2 separate regions of the Homo sapiens genome follow, and region 2 is linked to region 1. Evidence: read pairs that join two places in POLR2A ChIA-PET (ENCODE). Cell type or tissue: GM12878. All regions are shown on one strand.

The links. ChIA-PET counts read pairs that join two places held together with the same protein. Peaks named below come from ENCODE experiments on the same cell type or tissue, not always from the same donor. Only the 100,000 strongest peaks of a DNase experiment are listed, where the experiment ranks them.
Region 2: POLR2A ChIA-PET joins it to region 1 with 5 read pairs; 2 of 35 experiments call an interaction of 5 or more read pairs at or near these places.

The regions. Positions count from the first base shown.
Region 1 is chrX:71,539,507-71,543,506 of GRCh38, forward strand. All of the region lies in intron 3 of OGT (O-linked N-acetylglucosamine (GlcNAc) transferase), which reads left to right. Among named protein-coding and RNA genes, the nearest start is that of OGT, 8.4 kb to the left of the region's middle. In GM12878, no CTCF peak of the experiment used is centred here; a DNase peak (open chromatin) is centred at 1,804; H3K4me3 peaks cover 1,013 bases; H3K27ac peaks cover 1,342 bases.
Region 2 is chrX:70,377,174-70,381,173 of GRCh38, forward strand. All of the region lies in intron 18 of KIF4A (kinesin family member 4A), which reads left to right. Among named protein-coding and RNA genes, the nearest start is that of GDPD2, 44 kb to the right of the region's middle. In GM12878, no CTCF peak of the experiment used is centred here; no DNase peak of the experiment used is centred here.

The sequences.
Region 1 (4,000 bases):
TTGAATGGATACAGTGAATACCTCCAGTTAGCACTCTTGGAGGTAGCAAATGAAACTAATTTCTTGTCTATCTTTTCTGAGACACTCAGTGTATATATATGTACATTTGAGTGACTTTTTGTAAGTTTTATTGCAATACTAATCTAGCTAGTTACCCACATAAAGTTTTAGGGAGCCTGGTATGTACTGCCACTGGGCCTTGGACCCCATTTTTCCCAGGGCTCAGGGCTCACCTCTGTACCCAGTTGTCACAGTAAGTTCTTTACCTTTATTAATCAGGTTGATTCTACTCTTATTGATAGTGTACCCTCTTACACAGCTGTGGTTCTTGCCATCTTTAACTCTAATGCCCTTGGCTCAGGTTTCCAGTTGCCTATGTGTGTAGCAGAGCAGTCATTGCTACTGATAGTGTACCCAAGCAGTAGGACTATGCTGAGAAGGAAAACTAAAGTGAGAGATGGAACCTTGCTATTTAATATCTAACCTGCTGTTAGCAGGAAGCTTATTGTTGTACCCTACCAAGGAAGTGAGATAGTACTAAAATAAATCATGGGATTACCTCTTGAATGCATTGAATGGCCATGTGTTGTCATCTGGTTCTATGTTTCTTCTAGTGGAAGGTGCTGCTTTACTTATTTATTACTGTTTTTACCAATAAGAATGAAAATGGGATTGTGCAAGTTCCCTTGATTTCAACTAAACATGCCATAGTGATCATATTTTAATTTATTTCAGGATATCTAAAGTCTTAACTAGATTTAAACTTACTGTCAAATGCCCGTTGTCAGTTCAGTACTGGTAGAACCTTGCGTCTGTTCCTTATGTTCTTGTTGACAGTGCTTAAATGCATCATTAGTACATTGTGTACCTGAATCATAGATGTAGTTGGCATTCTATGAAAAATGGTTAAAGAAACTCAGGTTATTTTGGTTTTGCAGCAGTGAAAGAGTAGAATGTTAAGGTGGTATCTTTGGTAACCTTGGTAACTGTTTTCAACAGTGTTTATCTTTTTAAGTTAATAGATATGTCAATTTAGAAGTTGTTCTCTGTGACTTGATTATAGAAATTATCTTTGAGACAGCTATCTCATTTTTTTCATTCTGAATTATCTTCTATAATTATAATGTTGGGTGTTTTCATAATTTTGGTAAGATTTTAGTCTGTCATTTTTTTTTTTTTTTTGGAGACGGAGTTTTGCCCTTGTCACCCAGGCTGGAGTGCAGTGGCGCGATCTCGGCTCACTGCAACCTCTGCCTCCTGGGTTCAAACGATTCTTCTGCCTCAGCCTCCGAAGTAGCTGGGATCACAGGTGCCCACCACCATGCCTGGCTAATTTTTTGTATTTTTACAAAAACAGGCTTTCACCATGTTGGCCAGGCTTGTCTTGAACTCCTGGCCTCAACAGATCCGCCTGCTTCAGCCTCCCAAAGTGCTGGGATTACAGGCGTGAACCACTGTGCCTGGCAGTCTGTTGTATTTGAAGGTGTTATTGCAGATAGCACCTTGCAGTGACAGCACATGTTCTTTGACATGGTGACTCACTAGAGTTGCCTATACCTGGCAATTCCTTTTGCAAATTATGTATAAAATTGTCCTTTCTGTAACGGCTATAACCCTGAGTTGTTTTAAACAGGTCTGTTTCTGAATCTATAGGTTGTTGAATTGTTGCTTGTGCTTTGATTGTGGATGCACAGAATGGAGAGCTGCTGGCATCCTGGCCATCATGTGTGTTCCTGTCATGTTATTTGTTACTTGTTACTGCTGAGCCTCTCTTATACAGCTGCACTGTAGAAAACCATATATTTCGATTCTTCTCTGTTCTGCTTTCTGTTGTATATTTCGATTCTTCTCTGTTCTGCTTTTTGTTAAGGTTGCTGTGCAAATGTCACATTTAAATATGTGAGTGCTTATTGTGCATACAATGCTTTGTTAGGAAATGGGGAGATGTGTTGTGGGGGAAGTTGCGGGTTATAATATAAGACAGGACCTGACCCGTAAAGGAAAAAATGGTGTAAGTTCCTTGGATGATAATTGTTGGAGAGTATTAATCAGAAGATTTCCTCGAGTGGGTGCTTATGACCTAAGCATTCTGTAGGAAGGTAAATAGCAAGTAGACTTCCTTGGCTGAAGTGGTGAGTCAAGTAGTAACAAGAAGTGAATGTAGTAGAGGAGAGTCAATTGGAAGATTTATAAAGAATAGAGAGGCTGAGGAGTTTGAATTTAATTTGAGAGGCAATTGAGAATTACTGTAGGTTTTTATCGACCTGATTTTACTTCATATGTATGTACGTGTCTAGATGTTGTGGCTGGTGGGGGTGGGAGGCTCTAGGAGGAAAGGCAGGAAACTGATGCAATCTTAGGAGAAATAGTTCTACAGGAAAATCTTGCTCATTTCTATCTCCTTTTATTCTCACGATTTTCCCTTGTATACAGTGCCCTCCTCCTTTGTCTATTAAAACCCTACTCATCCTTCAAGGCCCAGCTTAAACTTCTCTTATGAGCTCATCATCTAGTTCTCTTAAAATTCTTTACTACTGAGTGGGCATTTAGTGTGTGCCTTGTCTTTTCACATAGATTGTAAGCCCCTTGATGATAAGGATTCTATATCTTTTCCCTATAGTTCCAGGCATGTTATTGAATTGAGTAACAGTTTGCCTGAAATGTATTAACCTGGGATGGATAAAATGGGCTAGTTTTGAGAAATATAATTGTCAAAAACATTTTGATTTGACAGATGAAGCAGAAGTGATGTCTTGGGTTTTGAACTTTTGGGAGAATGGTGGTGCCCGTGCGTTTTCTAGAAATTAGCTGTTCATGCACATAGGTTTGGATCCCCAAACAGGAGAATTGGATTTCACCGTTACATTTAATATGATGTTTTAGCTTTTCCTAAAACTGCCTTATTGATTATCTTATAGTAATCTTGAAGATAATGTATTTTTAACTATGAGCATTGTGTTAACTTGATATAGTATACTGTAATGGATCTAGATGATAACAAAATATAGATATGCTGTCAGGACTTAAGTGGCATCCATCCAAGAGTTCATAGAAACTAGAGGGTAATAAAATTACGCAACAGCTGGCTACTATGTATGGCCATTACAGTCATTGTTGGAGAATTATTGCAAGACTTCTGATTATTATGACTTAGAAAAGGCATAGGAATTGGTAAAAGTCCAAACATGTATAACCACAATTATCAAGTAGTAGAAGGAGCTTGTATGCATGGATTGGATTATGCAGTCATGGTCTGCCAAAACAGGGGTAACCCTTTCAGTTTAGAAAAAAACATAACCATACAAAGTAGATAGCAAGATTATATAATTCATTACTTCTGAGAGTATAGTGTTAAAAAGTGCTCAGGCTAATTAGAGGAGAAGTCAAATAAGATTAATGGTACCTTTGATGTTTTGAGGATTAGTATTAGCCTTTTGTGCTTGAAGTGATGGGAGACAACCTTACTCTCTAGAACATCAGTCATTGCTTGAAGGACAGTATTGAGTCAGGGAGATGATGGAACTGACCCAGTATGGCTGACCGTAAGATTGTTGTGTGGCAGCCTGTACTTTGTTGGCAGACTTTTTGGTTCACCTGATGGATGATACTATACAACCACAAAAGCTGTTTATCAGTAGAATTAAGTGATTTTGGAAACCATAATATAGTTCCAGAGCAAATCATATATATGATGATTTTTCGGCACAGTTGACAAAATTTCACTTTCTAGGACTTAAGTCTCTTTCACCCATGGAACAGTTTGGAATAATAAGCATACTTCCTGTTGTCATTGTTTCTGCCTGTTGACTGGTAGATGTGACTGACAATGGCAAAATAGGGCAAATAAAAATTTAAGCTCACTGTTGTGATGAGTGTCTCATCCAGATGAATGGACTGATGAGTCAGATGACTAGCAGCACAATTGAGCTGCTAATAAAAAGCAGAGTCAACTGCTTTTCATTATTCACCCACTCAACTCTAATGGCACTTAATACTAATG
Region 2 (4,000 bases), 1.2 Mb before region 1:
GCAATCCTCCCACCTCAGCCTCCTGAGTAGCTAGAACTACAGCTGTACACCATCACACCTGGCAAATTTTTTATTTTTTGTAGAGATGGAATCTCACTATGTTGCCCAGACTGGTCTCGAACTCCTGGGCTCAAGCAGTCCTCTCACCTCGGCCTGCTAAAGTGCTGGTATTACAGGCATGAGCCACTGAACCCAGCCCCTACTTTAATAATGGATAGAACAATAGGCACAAGATCAGCAAGGATATTGAAGACTTCAACAATATAATACCTAGCATTTTCATATCTACATTCATAAGAGATATTGGTCTATAAGTTTATGTAATATGCTAGATTACACACTATACCTAACAGAATCTATAGACTACGCCAACCAACAACAGCAGGATATACAGTCTTCCTAGGTGCACATGAAACATTCTCCAGGATAGACCATATGCTAGACCTTTTATGCCTCAATAAATTTAAAAGTATTGAAACAGGCCATGCATGGTGGCTCACTCCTGTAATCCCAACACTTTGGGAGGCCAAGGTGGGCAGATCACCTGATGTCAGGAGTTCAAGACCAGTCTGGCCAACATGATGAAACACCGTGTCTATTAAAAATACAAAAATTAGCCGGGCATGGTGGCACATCTGTGATCTCCAGTATTCAGGAGGCTGAGGCAGGAGAATTGCTTGAACTTGGGAGATGGAGGTTGCAGTGAGCTGAGATCGTGCCACTGCACTCCAGCCTGTGCAACAGAGCAAGACTCCGTCTCAAAGAAAAAGTATTGAAAATAATACAAAATCTGTTCTCTAACCACAATGGAATGAAATTAAAAATCAGTAACAAAAATAAATTTAGGAAATTCACAAATATGAAGAAATTAACATAATCCTAAATAAATAATGGGTCTAAAAGGAAGTCATAGGGAAATTAAAAAATACTTTGAGATTAATAAAAACAAAGATACAACATACCAAAACTTATGAGATACAGCTAAAACAGTGTTTGGAGGGAATTTTATAGTTGTAAATGCCTATATTAAAAAATGCAGAAAGGCTCCTGTAGCCCCAGCTACTTGGGAGGCTGAGGTGGAAGGATCACTTGACCCCAGGAGTTCAAGACCAGCCTGGGCAAAATTGTGAGACTGCATCTCAGTTTTTTTTAATTGAAGAAAGATCTTAAACCAATAACCTAGCCTTCTACTTTAAAACACTGAAAAAAAGAGAGCAAACTAAACCCAAAGCTAGTAGATGAAAGGAAACATTAAAAGATTAGAGTAGAAATAGGCTGGGCGCGGTGGCTCAAGCCTGAAATCCCAGCATTTTGGGAGGCCAAGGTGAGCAGATCACCTGAGGTCGGGAGTTCGAGACCAGCCTGAGTAACATGGAGAAACCCTCTCTCTACCAAAAATACAAAATTAGCTGGGCATGGTGGTGCATGCCTGTAGTCCCAGCTACTTGGGAGGCTGAGGCAGGAGAATCGCTTGAACCCGGGAGGTGGAGGTTGCAGTGAGCCGAGATCGCACCATTGCACTCCAGCCTGGGCAACAAAAGCGAAACTGTCTCAAAAAAAAAAAAGGATTAAAGTAGAAATTAATGAAATATGAAATAGAAAAAAACGGGGAAAATCATTGAAACCAAAAGTTGGTTTTTTGAAATGATCAACAAATACTGACAAACCTTCAGATAGCCTTAATAAGAAAAAAAAAGAGGCCAGGCGCGGTGGCTCACACCTGTAGTAATCCCAGCACTTTGGGAGGCTGAGGCAGGCAGATCACAAGGTCAGGAGATCGAGACCATCCTGGCTAACACGGTGAAACCCCATCTCTACTAAAAATACAAACAAAAAAAAATTAGCCAGGTGTAGTGGTGGGTGCCTGTAGTCCCAGCTACTCAGGAGTTTGAGGGAGGAGAATGGTGTGAACCCGGAAGGCGGAGCTTGCAGTGAGCAGAGATCGCACCACTGCACTCCAGCCTGGGCAACAGAGCGAGACTCCATCTCAAAAAAAAAAGAAAAGAAAAAAGAAAAAAAAGAAAGAAAATTTAAATTACTAAAGTTAGGAATGAAAGAGGGAATATCACTACTAGTCTTGCCGGAAGGAAAGGATTATAAGGAATTACTATTAACAACTGTATGCCAACAAATTAGATAGCCTAGATTAAGTAGACAAATGCCTGGAAAGACAAAAACTACCAAAACTGACTCAAGAAGAAATAGAAAATCTGTATAGACCCATGACAAGAAGTTAAATTAGTAGTTTAAAAACTTCCCACAAAGAAAATTCCAGGCACAGATGGCTTCACTGGTGAGTTCTATCAAACATTTTAAGAAAAAATACCCATTTCTTGGCCAGGTGCTGTGGCTCATGCCTGTAATCCCAGCACTTTTGGAGGCCGAGGCAGGCAGATCACCTGAGGTCAGGAATTCGAGACCAGCCTGGCCAACATGGTGAAACCCTGTCTCTACTAAAAGTACAAAAATTATTTGGGTGTGGTGACACACACTTGTAATCCCAGCTACTTGGGAGGCTGAGACACAAGAATTGCTTGAACCCAGGTGGCGAAGGTTGCAGTGAGCCAAGATCACACCGCTGCACTCCAGCCTGGGCGATAGAGTGAGATTCTGTCTCAGAAAAAAAAAAAAAAAAGACAGAAATACCCATTTCTCAGAAACTCTTCTGAAAACTAGAAGCAGTGGAAACACTTCCCAACTCATTCCATGAGGTTTGTGTTCCCTGATACCAAAACCAAAGACATCACAAGAAAAGAATACTACAGACCAATATATCTTAATATAGGCATGAAAATCCTCAACAAAATTCTAGCAAACTAAATCCATCAACATTTAAAAAGGATGATAGGCTGGGCGTGGTGACTCACACCTGTAATCTCAGCACTTTGGAAAGCCGAGATGGGCAGATCACTTGAGGTCAGAAGTTTTGAGACCAGCCTGGCCAACATGGCGAAACCCTGTCTCTACTGAAAATACAAAAAAAAATTAGCTGAGCATGGTGGCATGTGCCTGTAATCCCAGCTACTTGGGAGGCTGAGGCACGAGAATTGCTTGAACCCAAGAGGAAGAGGCTGCAGTGAGCCAAGACCGTGCCACTGCACTCCAGCCTGGGCAACAGAGTGAGACACTGTCTCAAAAAAAAAAAGGATGATACACTTATGACCAAGTGAAGTCCATCTGAAAAATGCAAAGTTTGTTTAATATATGGAAATCAATTTATGTTATATACTGTATCAGTAGGAAAAAGGACAAGAACCACATGATCATCTCAATAGACACAGAAAAAGCATTTGACAAAAATCTAACACTCATGATAAAAACACTCAAGAAACTAGGAATAGAAGAGAACTTCCTCAGCGTAATAAAGGGCGTGTATGAAAAACCCACAGCTAACATCATACTTAATGGTGAAAAAGAGCATACTTTTCCCCTAAGATCAAGAACAAGACAAGGATGTCCACTCTTGCCATATCTATTCAACATTGTCCTGGAGGTTCTAACCAGGAAGTTTAGGGAAGAAAAATATATAAATGGCATCTAAACTGGAAAAGGTGAAGCAAGACTATCTCTGTTTATAGATGACATGATCTTGTATATAGAAAATCCTAGAGAATCCACTAAAAGTCTATTAGAATTAATATATGAGTTCACCAAGGTTGCAGAATATAAGATCAATATAAGAAAATAAGTTGTGATCTGGCACAGTGGCTCAAGCCTGTAATCCTAGCACTTTGGGAGGCCAAGGCAGGCATATCACTTGAGGCCAGGAGTTCGAGACCAGCCTGGCCAACACGGTGAAACCCCGTCTCTACTAAAAATACAAACATTAGCCAGGCATGGTAGCACATGCCTGTAGTCCCAACTACTTGAGAGGCTGAGGCACGAGAATCATTTGAACCCAGGAGGCAGAGGTTTCAGTGAGCTGAGATCAGGCCACTGCACTTCAGCCTGGGCTACAGAGCAAGACTCTGTCTCAAAAACAAACAAACAAAAAAAACAA